Regions from separate parts of the Mus musculus genome. Here region 2 is linked to region 1. The links are chromatin contacts, found by Hi-C or POLR2A ChIA-PET in ENCODE. All regions are on one chromosome and are shown on one strand. Each heading gives the region's core, a stretch centred on a gene start or an enhancer-like site at or near the end of the contact. The rest is flanking DNA. Distances are from core to core; before and after follow the strand shown.

Region 1 (7,563 bases), core at 402-2,901:
CATCCTCAGTTCTTTTAAAATTTTAACTGGAGCCAGGATCCAGCCATGTCATCCAGGCTGGCTGGATAAAAACCAGTCTTTTAAAAACTCACAAGTTTTTAAAAGACTCTCAGAAAGTCTCAAAGCCAAAAGAGCCACAATCCTCCCTTCCAATCCAATAAACTGCTAGGTGTGGTGCCCCACTTGGGAGGTGAAGGCAGAAAGATCAGGAATTCAGGATCATTCTTGGCAATGCAATGGATTTTTCAAGACCTTGCATGGGCTTCGAAGGTCTGGTTTTAAAGAACCTAAAGCCTCACACACGAAAAACCTTATGAAAAAGTCACTAGCAACTCGTGGTGTCACGTCAATGCAATAGGGGTGAGTAGTTAAGGTTTCTGCTATTTCCCTGGTGTAAAGCAGGGATGCTGACTGAAAGGCCTTTTTTTTCTCATTAATTAATTTATTTACTTTACGCCCTGATCAAAGCCCCCACCCCACCCCGACCCCAATGGCTTTCTTAAATGCCTTCAAGATGAACTTTTTTGGAGACAAGTTTTACTTTATTTTATTCTTTTTTTTTTTTTGGTTTCTCGAGACAGGGTTTCTCTGTGTAGTCCTGGCTGTCCTGGAACTCACTTTGTAGGCCAGGCTGGCCTCAAACTCAGAAATCCACCTGCCTCTGCCTCCCGAGTGCTGGGATTAAAGGCATGTGCCACCACGCCCGCCCGGCACTTTATTTTATTCTTGAGTCAGCGTCTCACTGTGCAACCCTGATTGACCCAAAACTCTTTGTAGGCCTCAAACTCAGAGATCTGCCTTCCTCTACCTCTTAGGCCCTGCTTAGTGGAAACAATTTAAACCAACTACCTGCCTCTAAGATTTAAACTAGTGGTTCTTAGCCTTGCTAACGCTGCGGCCTCTTACTACAGTTCCTCATATTGTGTTAACTCTTGACTATAAAATTATTCCTGCCGGGCAGTGGTGGCGCACGCCTTTAATCCCAGCACTTGGGAGGCAAAGGCAGGCGGATTTCTGAGTTCAAGGCCAGCCTGGTCTACAGAGTGAGTTCCAGGACAGCACAGAGAAACCCTGTCTCAAAAAACCCAAAAATAAATAAATAAATACTTAAAAAATAAAATTATTCTCGTTGCTACTTAATTGTAATTACTTAATTGTAATTAATTTGCTGTGATTTTGACTTGTAATGTAAATATCTGTTTCCTGATGGTTTTGGGCAACCCTTGCAAAAGGGTCGTGACCCTTTGGCTGAGAACCGCCGATTTAAACAAATGACATTGAAAGCGAACTTTACTGGGTGAAGTAGCGCACATTTCTCAAATCCAACGTGCCTGGGAGGCAGAAGCAGGCCGTTCTCTTGAATTCGAGGTCAGCGTGATCTACAGCGATAGTTTCAGGGCAGCCAGGGCTATATAGTGAACTCCTGTTTCAGAAAACAACAAAATACAAATGCAGGACGGAAAAGAAGGGAATGGGAAATATACACGCGATTGTGTAACCATACATCAATTTGAGTGGATCCAATTCAGGCCAGCCAGAGCCCAGGTCTGGGGCGTGGCTAAGGGCTAGCGAGGCGTGGCTTCAAGTACTTTCGGTCAGGCATTGCTGTAGTCTACCCCAAGGCCTTAGCCACGCCCCCGCGCTGGGGTCCTTCCTTGCGCGTTGATATGATTGGTCGGCAGTGAGCGGTCCTCTTTTCCTCCTCTCCAGCTCCGGCGCCGTAGCCATCATGGTGAGTCTCCTCGGGCTCTCAGCACTATCCGTCGCTTATCCGCGCCATCCCTGCCTGTTCGGGGACCCCACTAGAGCTGCAGCCATCCGGGGCCCACTTACTCTGCTCCGGCCTGCCTCACGGAGGCCGGTCGCCCGGGGTCGCCGAGTCGCGGCTGTCCGGCACCGCCGTCCGGAACACGCCGGGCTTTGGGCTCCCGGGCCTCGGCTATGGAAACCCCTGTGGAGCTTCAGGGGCACGAGTGAGGCGGGCGCTGGCGGGCCAAGGTGACGAAGGCGCCTCCGGCTCTTGGGCCAGCGGACTGAGCGGTGGAGCAGAACTTGGGTGCCTCGGGGACCGCCAAAAAGTGGCCTTGTCCACTTCTCTGAGGCGGAGGACTGAGCCTTCCGCCACGCGCGGGCTGTTCTTTGACTCGTGCATGGTGCTATCGAGGTGACTTAATCCCGATTCCTCGAGTCGAGCTCGGAAGGCAAGCAGCCATGTGCAAGCTGCCGATTTGAGTTGATCTCTGCTAATTTTCGTGTCTGTTTAAGCTCGCTGAATGCCAGCTACTGCGGTACTTACTCTAATTAGGGAAGAAGTTGGCGAAGTCCTGTGTCTGGGTAGCCACTGAGAGATGCTGGGAACCACTGAGACTTCTCTCTCCAAGCACTAGAGGCATTGGTTGCAGCATGTAGAGAGTCCTGGTGGTGTCCAGTGTCAGGTGATCAGGGATTCTCAAATCAATATGTGAGATCACAAAATCAGTAGTACTTCAAATGATAGCCATAATCTAAAGTGAAGTTTGGATGACGTGAGAGAAAATGAGTTGTTTTATGGTAGTTTATGAGGCGCTGTCGCCTGCTTTGGGGCTTTTTTGCCTTTTCTTTCCTTTATAGCTTGTCCCCAATTCCTGCCTCTTTCTAGACTGCATTGCTAGTAATTGCTGAAAGGCCAGAGCAAAGGCAAGACGAGATTTTTAACATCTTACTGACTTGTGTGTTACCTGCAGAATGACACAGTAACCATCCGGACCAGGAAGTTCATGACCAACCGTCTGCTTCAGAGGAAACAGATGGTAAGGATCAGAGTCAAAATGTGGTCTTTGTGTCTGCTTTTGAAGATGTAGTTAACTTGTAAGGAGTACTGACTCTTACACCTCTTTATAGGTCATTGATGTCCTTCATCCTGGGAAGGCAACAGTACCAAAGACAGAAATTCGGGAAAAGCTGGCCAAAATGTACAAAACCACACCAGATGTCATCTTTGTATTTGGATTCAGAACCCACTTCGGTGGTGGCAAGACCACTGGCTTTGGCATGATCTATGATTCTTTAGATTATGCAAAGAAGAATGAGCCTAAACACAGACTGGCAAGAGTAGGTATCTTATTCTTTAATGGATACATGCCTGTAATCCCAGCCTGGACTGAGTTAGGATGGCAAGTTAGATTTTGTTTTCCAGTGTATATTGGGATACAATAAGCAGTTTGGGCCAAACTTGTGGTGTTCTACCTACCCACTAGCCCATCTCCATGCAGTTTCTCTGGCCTTCTGAACTGGAACTTAGCAGTCTTTACTGGGCTTTCTATTTCTAAGTAGTGGAATTGCAGGTGTGCACTGCCATACCTCACTGTTTTGTATGAGCCGTGCTGCCGTCCATGCCTAGGAAAAGTTGGTATCATTTAATGGGAAAGTTACCATATACAATATACAATGCACACATGGTACCTTTAAAAATGTACAAACTTCATGTAGTCCAAAATGGGTAACAAGCTTGGTTGATGGTCAGGATGCACCTGGCTGGCTTATTTCATTCTTTTAGGTGACTTCTCACTGTCGCCCAGGCTGACCTCCTCTGTCTCCAGCGTGGTGAGATTACAGGCATGGGTTGCCCACCCTGAGTTATTTTCTTGTTTGTTTCATTGGGTTGTTTATTTGAGGCATGGCCTTTAGCACAGGCTAGCCACAAACTGGGAGTTACTTTACCCAGTTTCATGAGTTCTTTAGTCCATTTACTCCTTGGTATGATGAATTCTCTACTATAACAGTTGGACATGAGGACTTCCTGAAGTTTTTTTTTTTTTTTTTTTGAGATAGGGTGTTGCCCTAGCTGGCTTCAAATCACAGGGATTATCCTGCCTGTCTCCCAGCTCTGGGATTAGAGGCATGTGCCACCACACCTGGCTAGGTATCTTAAAAAAAAGTGGTGCTTTGGGAATCTTGCTGAGAGCCTTGTGAAGATTCTGTCTAGAATGCCAAGAACAGATGAGTGGGTTAGGATCCGAGGTGGGGGTGGGGTGGTAGGGTTCTTAGTAAAAGTGTTCCTTCCTTCACTGGAGAAATAGAAATTGAAAGACAAGATGCTGAGCAGTGTTGTGGCAGGGTTTTTGGGTTTTTTGTTTGTTTGTTTGTTTTTTGTTTGTTTGTTTGTTTTTTGGTTTTTTTTGTGTAGCCCTGGCTGTCCTGGAACTCACTCTGTAGACCAGGCTGGCCTCGAAGTCAGAAATCCGTCTGCCTCTGCCTCCCAAGTGCTGGGATTAAAGGCGTACGCCACCACGCCTGGCTGTTGTGGCAGCTTTAAAAGGTTGAGCTGGTATCAGAGTGGTGAGGAAGGATTCCATTAAATGCACTCTTCTCTCATAGCATGGCCTTTATGAGAAGAAAAAGACCTCCCGAAAACAGCGAAAGGAACGCAAGAACAGAATGAAGAAGGTCAGGGGCACGGCGAAGGCCAATGTTGGTGCTGGCAAAAAGGTATGGTTCATGGCTGCTGCAGAAATGTCATTAGTTGTTAAGCTTAATATTTTCTGTGAGAAGGGGCTTTCTTTTCTAAATAATCTGTTTTGGTGTTTTTCTTTCCCCTCTTCTGGATTGCAGAAGGTAACGTTTTGAGAAGCTCTGTAGTGTGGTAGTATCATAGAGTAGATTGGCCCACCTCTTCTGCTCGTAGACTAGCACACTCCAACATAAGGCCACATTGATCCAGCGATCCTAGTGGCTGCTTTTAAGGCCTGATTGTTGTAGAAATTTTCTTGTTAGTTGACACAGTCCCCTCGAGGGAGAGCAGGTCATGCTCCCTGGGACTGCCTTTTTTTTTTTTTTTACATGGGCTGGTTTTTGAAGCAGTTGGATCAATGTGGCTTGTGCTTTCCTCTCCAGTTAGCTAAGATCACAGTGATTTTGAGTAGTAGCTGCATACCAGCTTTGCTAGCTAATCTTGTAGAATGGAATTTAAGGTGTTGGGTTGCTGAATAATCAAGTGTTCTGTGAATTTTTTCCCCTCTCCTACTGTCTGGATTTCTTGTTCAACAGAAATGAAATACCTAGCAGGTACTGCCATTGGGCACGGTGTGGGGTGTGCCACCTTCACTGAGCTGGCTCTGATGCTTTGCATGTTGGCTTTTAGATGATGGTTTTTATAGTACGGCTTGTTAAAGTGCCAGTGCCTGTTTTAAGTAGTGTCTTAACTATCAGAAGGAAAAGCTTACTCATATTTATGTTGGAGACCCCCAAAACACATGTTAGATGGAGGGAGGTGTCTTCTAAAGGAAGGTAGGTGCCCTGGTCTCCTTTAATTTGTAGTTAGAGTCTGGTATTCAGGAAATGGTCAAGACCAGTAGATTCCCTTGGGAATAATGGCATCTGATCCAAGCTGGTTGGCCCTAGCATTTCTGTTAACTAGTCTCCTGTTCGTAATAGAAAACTTTGAAGTAACCTTCTGACACTTGGTACTGTTTTCACCACATGCAGTTTAGTCGGGATGGCTCCCGTTTCACACTTAACACTGTGCAGTAGATTAAGTGCACTAGGATTAAGTTTGTATGGTTTTAGAAATCTGCCCACTCCCCTCTGCCTACCTTTCAAGCTGCCTGCCTGAGACCACACTCAAATGACTTACTGCTTTCCTATCAGCACTGGCTAATGAGCACTGCCCATAGACAACGCTGCTTAGGTGTTGCAGATCATACCTGTTGATCAGAAGTGTTGATGTAGGTTTGTCCTTTGAGCCAGAACTGAAGGCCATGAAACAAATTCTTTGCCAGGCTCTGTCCCCCTGGATGGGGTGTTCTGTGGAGCTGGTGATCTCACTAGTACACTACACTTTGAAAGGCTAGCTTAAAACTGGGCTTAAAATAGTAATGTCCTGAATTTGTTTTGCTTGATGTTAGAACATCCTTTGTATACAGTGGAGCATACAAGGCATTGGTCATATATTTGTAAAGTAATTGGATTTTTACTTTAGCTAAATTTTTGTTACTAATCTGTATACCTTGTGGTATCAAGATTGGTATAAAGTACTTTGAGCAGATTTCAAAGACTTGCCTGCCTAATCATACATACAGAGCTCCTCCCATTGGAGTCTAAAGATTCCCAAGTCTGGGTCCTCTGCCTGGCACAAGGCTGACCTGAGCCAAAGGGCCCAGCCCCATTGTCATCCATGTGCAACATGGGTTGGTGGCACCACTCTGGCATTAATGCAGTTGCCTGTTACTTTGTTAACATTGGAACTGGTAATCAGGGAAGGTGCTGTCAGAAGTGGGTGCTGTGCAAGGAATGTTCTGTACACAACAGAGGACAGTCACCTGAGGTATCTGCATGTACTTCAGATAATTTTGGTGTTTGAAAAAGGACTACTAATGAACTGTCTGTTTTCCTCCTTCCCATTCCCCCTTTCCTGCCACTGATTCAGTGAGTGGAGATTGGATACAGGTATAGTTCAAGCTATTCCGTAGATCACTAGACTCCTTGTTACTGATGTAGTAGACCAAGCACGTGAACATTTATAAGTAGATTGGCAAGTGTAGTTTATAACAGTACTAACATTGACTGTCTAAACTTCAGAGATGGTGACTTGTTTTTGTTTCATTTCTAACGTGAATGTTAGTTTAGTTTCTGTGTGTTTGCATCATCCTTACAGTTTCTGTTCTAGGTTAATACTTGTTCTGCATGAGTTATTTTTAGAATTTGTTTGTCTTTGAACTTTAAAGATCTTTTTTAAAACTGTTGCTGACTGAATTTCTTTCTCCATTTACAGCCAAAGGAGTAGATCTGCGGTGACTTGATGTTTTGCTGTGATGTGCAGATTTCTGAGAGGACAAATAAACTAAAAAGCTCCTACACGTCTGCTCTGCTGCTTATTGGGCATTAGAAGAATCAGGTGGCTGCTTGGGTGTTGATGCAGTCAAGTGCACTGGGCTTGGTGAAAAGCCCAGTGTAAGAGGCCGGTACAGATCCTTCCTGGCAGAGGGTGGTGATGGAGAGAACATAAATAACTACATGGGCAAAGTGTAGGACCAATTACCCTGTTAGCATCGTCTTTGCTCAACACCTTTCTGTGTCCCTAGACTCTGAGTTTTTTTCTAATTGATTTTTATTGAACACTGAGTGTTTTGAGGTTTTATTTTTTTAAGATTTATGTATGTGAGTACACTGTAGCTGTACAGATGGTTGTGAGTCTTCATGTGAATGTTGACAATTGAATTTAGGACCTCTGCTGGCTCCGGTCAACCCTGCTCCAGCCCAAAGATTTATTACAAATAAGTACACTAGCTGTCTTCAGACACATCAGAAGGGGGCGTCAGATCTCATGGGCAGGTGTAGCCACCATGTGGTTGGGGGATTTGAACTCAGGACCTTCAGAAGAACAGTCAGGGCTCTTACCTGCTGAGCCATCTCCCTAGCCCCTTCAACTTTGTTCTTAGAAGCCAGGCCTTCCTCTCCTCCCTCTGCTTGATGATCTCTAGCTCTAGCTGGTCTGGAACTCATGTAGACTAGGCTGGCCTGAACAGAGATCTGCCTTCCTCAGTACAGAGGTTAGAGGTGAGTCTCCCTTGTTCCCCACATCTGGCT
Region 2 (7,223 bases), core at 1,304-3,803, 810 kb after region 1:
GTCCCTGGACCAGCAATGACATCCCCAGGAGCTTGTCACAAAAACAGGACACCAGCCCCACCCAGACCTGCCAATTCTGAGTCTGCCTTTTCCCAAGTGTGGACATGCCACTACATGTGAACTGTCACTGTGGCTGAGCAGAATGGCTTTATGGCAGATCATTTTTCTGTCCCCAAGGGTAACCCATAGAGACACTGCTTTGTTGACTTCCGTGCTATTGATGGATGCATTTGCTCTGTACTTGTCATGGGGGTTCTGCAGAGCCTTGTAGATGGGATTGCACCAAAGAAGAGAGTATTTGGGGAACTCTGGGTGCCAGCACAGCTGGATTTGAAACAAAGGAGACCAATCATGTTCTGCCCATAAAGGGGTATAGGAAGGACAGAATTACAACTAAATTCTAATTAACATATTCAAGTACTACATACTCAAATATACCACCCTAGTCTCCAAAATAAATTCCGATTTACACGTGTATACAAGTAGACATGTACACAGCCATAAACAGACAGAATTGATTTGCCTGAAAATTTAGAGTGTTCAGAACTAGAAACTATGCCCCATGAAATCCAGTGAACACTTTATTTCACCCTCAGAGCTTTTTGGAAGTTAAAAAAAAAAAAAAGAGTCTTAGCCTTACTTTAAAGGAGGGCAAATTAAGCCTAGAGAGAGAGAGAAAATGAGAGAGAGAGAGAGAGAGAGAGAGAGAATGAGTGAGAGAGAGAGAGAGAGAGAGAGAGAGAGAGAGAGAGTTCCAAGATCTTCTGCTCATCAAAGGTGGCTCAGAAGAACAGGTTAGATTGTGCGTTTCATCGTCCCTTGGAACACAAGAGTTTGAGGGTCACCGAAGGCCATTTATCAACTTTTTTCCTCAAAAGAATTGATAGCCTAACAGGGCATGTGGAATTCTAGACACATAACTCTGAAGGAACATGGATAATATACCACCAAGATCATGCTTCAGTTAACACACACACATACACACACTCATTCACACATACACACACATATAAAGTCACATACGTATACATACTCACACATATACATACCCACCCATATATACACACATAATCATTTACACATACTCACACTTACATATACACTCACAGAATGCATACACACACTCACATATACATACCCACACATACACATACACTCGCACATATAACACACTCACACATGTACACACACACTCACACATACACACCCACTTACATACATACACACATGCACACACACATGTGCACACACACACACACATACATACACACCAGAGGCTGACCTTAGCCAGTGAAGACCAAGGAAAGGAACCGTCAGGTAAACAAGGCTGAGAAAAGTGGAGAAGACAGGTAAAAGCCTTCAGGGACAAAGCACAAAGTGACACTATGGGGGAAGAGCAGGTAAAGAGGATGCTGGGTAGGGACATGTGAGGGCCAGGGGCCCAGAACCCACCCTGACTTAAACCATGACCCAAGTCAGCAATTGCTTTCAGCTGCCTCGGCATACACATCTGTAAAATGGTTTTATTCCTTTCTTCTATAAGTGTGCCTGGCTCTGGAAGCTTGAAGCTGTCTTCTGGGCATGCGGAAATCCTTCACACACAGGAGAGCTCAGGTGTCAGGACAAGAGGGAAGGGCAGCCGTGAGATCTTGACATACTGGCTGGCCCTCTCCAATTTTCGAAGGTCTGGCTCCTAAAAATAGAAGACTCCATAGGTCTAAAGTTCCCAACAGTACAACAGACAAAGAGGAAAGAGTCGAATCCCAGTCCACCTGAATTGAAGTCCTCGGCTTTGTCATTTACAGTTTTCCCTTGGGCATGCTTCCTCGGGGTCTTCTCCTGTCAATGTGGCTACATGAGAAAGTAGGAGGAACAGGTTAGACCAGAGAAGGGACTGGCTCTTAAGAAAGTAGAGAGCCTTGCACCTCCAGCATGTTCCTCCAAAGCAAATACAGACAGTCCTATGTGAGGGATCCACATGGCGCTTGATGACCCCTGCTGGAGTCCTGTGCAGACAGTCATGTGGCCCTTTGGAGAACAAAGCCCTAAGCATCGCACATAGCATGATTCCTCTGGGGTAGGAGCAGCCACTTCTGTTTGCAAACAGAACACTAGACAACAAACTACAAAAGGGACTTGAGGGAGTTTACTCCTGGGGCCCAGGATCCTGGGCAGGGGCAGTGTGGCTGGAAGCAGGCGTACCTTTTCAATTTGTAATCGCTTTTGAGTCATATTCAAAAACATTCCAAGATGAAATAAAGCGAAAGAAGGCTCAAGCTGCCCTGCAGTTGGGAGCCCTTTGGGGAACTGAAGTGAGCAAGCCAGCCCCTCTAATCCAGATGGACAGGCAGACAGACAGATAAACAGCTTAGAGGCCAAGGTCCCACAGGGCCTGAGGAATGGGCTGTCCCACCCCAGCCCAGCAGGCAGTGGCTGCCCTCTCACCCAGACCCCTGCTGGCAAGCACCGTCCACTCCCTGATCTTCCCGGAATGGACGCTTCCCCAGGCTCATTGCAAAACATCCTGGCTGGAGCTGCAGCCAGGAGTCCAGAAGCAAAGCTCCCTCTGCAGAGCGAGATGCCGCTTCCTGAGGACATTCCGGCCTGGTGTGAGGGCCTGTGGCAGGAGAGGGCAGGAAAGGCCAGGCAGTCATCGGCAGCCAAACTGGGGCCACAGCAGGGCCACGTGCTCACTGGGACGACATCTGGCTGGAGCCATAGCCCAGGTTTTAGAGGACTTGTAATCAGGCACCTCCTCAAGCCCTGCCACCGTCTCTGCTGCAACCCCCTCCACCAGACCCACTGCAGACTCGCTGGGCTTGTTAAGGGAGAAGGGAGCCTCCTTATAAAGAGATCCCTATTCGCAGGCTGCTCCACACACCACGATCCCTTTGCAGAGCTCCAGATTGATTCCAGCCTGGACCAGCTGTCACAAGGGGTCACCCAGGCCCTTCTCTTAACCCCACAGGATGGCAATTCCTTCACCTGGGTTAGAAAGAGATTTTTTTTTTTTTTAGCACAGAGCTCCCTTTTCAAATGTCATCCTCCTGAGAACCTGGCGAGGAATAAAAACACTGAGTGTGACACTGGTGAGAGGCAAGCAGAGAAGCCTGGATTCCAGCCCCTGGGCAGAGCCTAGGAAGCCTGGAGACTCGGAAACCCTTCTGAACATCAGGAAGCCACAGAGACCCTGGCTCTGGTTCTGTCCCTCTGTGCCCTCTCTCGGGCATCTCATGCCCAAAGCAGGTGTATTCTCTACCGCTCTCATCTTTGTCTGGCTAAATTCCAGATCCCAGTACTCACTGTCCACTGGACACCACCTAGATATCCGATAGGCTATAAGAACATCCAAAGCCATCACCTCACACCTCCCCTAATGCAAATGGCTCCTGTCATCAAATACCATTACATCAGCTCTTCTGCACCTTCTAGATTCTCTCCTGGTCAGGATTCACTACTGCCAACATTACCACAACCACAGCCTTCACCATCGCTGTCACCACCATCAACAGCAGCACCACAACCACCACTATCATCACCATAATCATCAGCATCACTGCCAACTTAAAAAAAAAAAGCCACTATCATCATTGTCACCACCAAGACCATAAACATCGCCACCAATATTACAAACATTACCACCATGACCCATCACCATTACCACCACCAAGACTACTACCATCACCATAATCATCATCAACACCGTCGATACCATCACCACAAACACACAAATATCACGGTCAACATCATCACTTTGTCATTGCCATTGCTGTCAACACCACCACCATCACCATCTTCACCAGCACACTCCCTCAACTACTGCCATTGCCTTTATCATCACCTCATCGGTACCATCAGGGTCAGCAAACATCACCATCATCCATTTTAACATTATCCTATCCCCTTCCAGTGTCTCTTACCATCTCTGTGTTCCCTTCCTGCTCAATCCCCTACCTCTTAAAGCACAGGCAGCTGTGATCATGACCATCACGGCTTATAACTTCACACTGCCCCCTCAGAGCAGAGTTCAAATGCCTTGAGATTTGACAGTTTACAAATCTAGCCTAGAGTTGCAAATCTCAGCCTCCAGGGAGAAAGCACCAACCTCCAGTATCCCGCGTACAGCTCCTGAGCCCATCTGTAATTCCTCCATCTGTCTAAACACATCCACAGATCCTGATGGTCCAGCAGCCACAGCAACTGCTGCAGTCGATAATGAGCCCCAAGACCCGGAACTACACATGTCTCCTTGATAGCAGTCTTGCCGTGCTGACCTGGCCCAGAACAGGAGAACAATGTGAGAGTGGGTTGGGGGAAGGGAGTTAGAAGGATGGAAGCAGAGGAATGGAGGAAGTAGCAGTGAATATCCAGAGGTCTCAGCATCATGGCTTCCCCCGTGGGAAATCTAAACGCCCTTCAGTAGAGTTCAAGCAACTTCAGCTCAGAAAAGGCACCCCTTCTTATTCTAACAGACCCGTGAAGGAGGCCTTTGTCCCGATGCTCTCAAGCCAAACACCAACCTTTCTGTCTCAGCTGTAGAAGACACTGCCTTACCGCACGACTGGGGCTGATGTGACTCTATACTCTGCTAACAAATGTAGGACTAGACCCCCTTCTTCCCCAGAACCCACAGGGAAGCTGACATTTGCCTCCCAGCCAGAGGTGTTGCTGGGGGCCACATCTGGAATGTGAGACAAGCCTGTCCTCAGATTCTGTCACCTCCATGATGGGAGGGGAATTCCACTGGAAAGGAAGGCTCTGTCCATCCCACCCAGGCCTCTCTGGCCTTTGCCGCACACCAGACACTGCACTGTGGTCGGGACTCTTCATTAGGCTATAGTCTCCTCTTTAAAATGAAGGCAACCCTGTCTGGAACTTTGGGGCCCACAGAACAATGATTTCATTGTCTTGGGGTGTGAAGTCCAGTTCCTTACATGGGGCTGGCTCTCGGGGGTCACTGACCTGCTCTCAGCTTTCACTCTGCACAGGACCCACCAGTGCCCCAAATCTTGGCTCTTCAGGAGAGCACAATCAGGTGTGGCCACAGCAACCATAACAGACTGAGGACTGGAACCTCCAGACTCTGTAGGAGGCAGCCTGGGGCAGCTGGCTCCTTAGGCAATGCATAGCCAACCAGAGGGATCTCAGACCAGTGGCTGCTGCTGGCCCCAGTCCTCCACGGACAGAGCTCAGTGCCAGCCCTGCCCTTCCCTTCTCTGATCTACACACACAGTTTCTCATTCCCACATGGTGCTCACCTCCCCACATTTCCTCCTTCCTCACCGCCTCTTCTCACCTGCCCTTTGTGCTGTCTCCCACTTGTCCTGCACCTCTTCCTGGCCCCAGTTTATGGCCCTGAGCCATAGGTGACCTTTGTCCTTATTGGTCCTCTGTGTATCTATGTGGGGTTCCCTGCCTCTCTTTCTTGGCCCTTCCCTCTCTTCTGTCCACACATAGCTGTTTCCTTCTACCCAGTTCCTCTCTCAGGACCTGCTCCTACCTCAGCCTTTCTCTTGTCTCCACTTTTACTTCTCTGCCTCTTGATCCAGCTGTGTCTGAGTGACAGTGGCTCCCTCCCTGAGTGTGGTGCCCACCTCCCCCCCCCCCATCTTTCTCTCTTTCACAGGCTATCTATATCCCTCTCTTTCCCCATGCAGCTGAGGGCTCACTTTCACAGTTGCCTTGGATGGGCACTCTGTGAACAAGGCAGGGGAAAGAGCGGGAAGCATGGAATTATGACTGGGCCCCTGGCTGTGCATGGGGTGGAAATGCAGAGGCTGGGATGTCTAAGAGACCCTGCCTAGATCACTCTGCTACAGGGCCATCTTCCCAGGAGTATAGTAAGGGCTCCTTCCTCTGCTGGTGCCAGAGCTGCTTCCTCCACAGACTCCTACCTGCAGTGGGTAGCCCCAGCCCTAAACTTCTTTGGGTTCTTTGGACCCATATTTTCCAAACCTGTCGACCTCAGCCCAGAGGGGAAACACCACAGTCCCCAGATATACCAGAAAGGCAGTACCCACATCTTTAGGAAGTCATGTCTGACCCTGTTGGCTGGCACGGGGCCCTAGGTCCCTGTGAGGACAGCAGCCTCTTAGCTGTGCTGAGCTGTCTACCTCTCCACCCGAAGCCTCCTGCTCCAGAGCACCCTGGGCCCTTTGTTCTAGACCTGGAGCACAGCCAGTCTCAGGATGTCCTGAAAGAGTCTATACTCCAAGATCACTGGGGAGGCAATGTCACTGAGCCTGAGCCACCCTGCTGGGGGCTCTTGGGAGGAGTGTTCCACAGGAACCTCTACTACCCCTAAACTGCACCTGAGCTCAGCAGCTCCACCTGTCACTCACACATTCTCCCTCCTGGACACTGTTCAGGGGACAAAGACCATGGCCCATGAATACCCTGCCAGCAACCTTGTGGTATCAGCGATGCCTCCAAGCCCCCATGCGGGGAGCCAGTTAACTCCCCTAAGTTCTACAAATCTCATCGCCCACTCAAGCTTGCCTCCCATGGGACTCACGACCTCTATCCACCCTGTACATCCATCCCGAGTGAGAAATAAGACAGACACACAGCTTGGACTCCCCATGCTGGTAGACCCAGCCTGACATCTTGGTTTATGAATGTGTAACTTTGGACAAATAACTTACTTCCTGAGCATATTGGTGTGGGTCAGTGTCTCTCTGGTCTGTTCTTGTGCCAGCTGAGAGACCTGCTATAATCTTCCTAGAAACAGGGTCCATGAAGCTGAGCCACTCAGCAGACCAAAGGAGGTAGCTGTCCTTGCAAAGTGTGTTATTTGCTGTTCTTGTTAACCAAAATAAAGAAGGAAAGAACTTCCAATCTAGAAATCCGAGGACATCCACACGACACCAGGAGGAATAGCAAAACATGAAGGGAGAGAGAAAGAGAGTGCACCTGTCCAGACTGTCTCGGCCTCCCAGAACATTGCTCTGTATCAGGCCTGTTCTACTGTCTGCAACCTCAGACACGGAAATGCTCTAAAATGAACCAAGTGCAAACAGAGTCTCTGAAATCCTTGGGACCAGCCAGCCACGGTGCGGTGGCTAATCTCAGTTACTCGGGAAACCGAGATAGGAGTCTCTTTGACTTCAGGAGTTCTAACCTACATGGTTCTTGAGTGCCCACACTACGTTCAGCAACAATGTGGTGACTCCTGGAATGAGAGCCATAGGAAAGGTTGAAATCCCTGGGACAGAAGTGCTTCT

Evidence for each region. Hi-C counts contacts between places; a loop is a spot of excess contacts on that map. ChIA-PET counts read pairs that join two places held with the same protein, here RNA polymerase II (POLR2A).
Region 2: a map of heart shows a loop between it and region 1 (2.6-fold over the local background). The contact joins the enhancer-like site here to the promoter of Rps24 in region 1. A Hi-C loop is called at or near these places in 1 of 37 maps with a recorded cell type or tissue (heart). POLR2A ChIA-PET finds 5 or more read pairs at or near these places in 1 of 5 experiments (Patski).

Annotation. Positions count from the first base shown.
Region 1 is chr14:24,489,027-24,496,589 of GRCm38, forward strand. It overlaps Rps24 (ribosomal protein S24), which reads left to right and starts at 1,652. Exons shown (of 6, transcript NM_011297.3): 1 at 1,652-1,732; 2 at 2,724-2,789; 3 at 2,881-3,090; 4 at 4,357-4,467; 5 at 6,404-6,423; 6 at 6,749-7,563. The coding sequence starts at 1,730. The coding sequence ends at 6,406.
Region 2 is chr14:25,302,116-25,309,338 of GRCm38, forward strand. All of the region lies in intron 2 of Zmiz1os1 (a long non-coding RNA gene), which reads right to left. LOC115486423 (a long non-coding RNA gene) reads right to left here. Exons shown (of 2, transcript XR_001781198.1): 1 at 5,297-7,223; 2 at 1,506-4,274. Among named protein-coding and RNA genes, the nearest start is that of Gm41113, 74 kb to the right of the region's middle. Within about 2 kb of position 2,554, at least 2 of the 3 ENCODE cell types and tissues checked have a DNase peak (open chromatin) inside an H3K27ac peak, as active enhancers do; they include heart, where a contact is called at or near this core.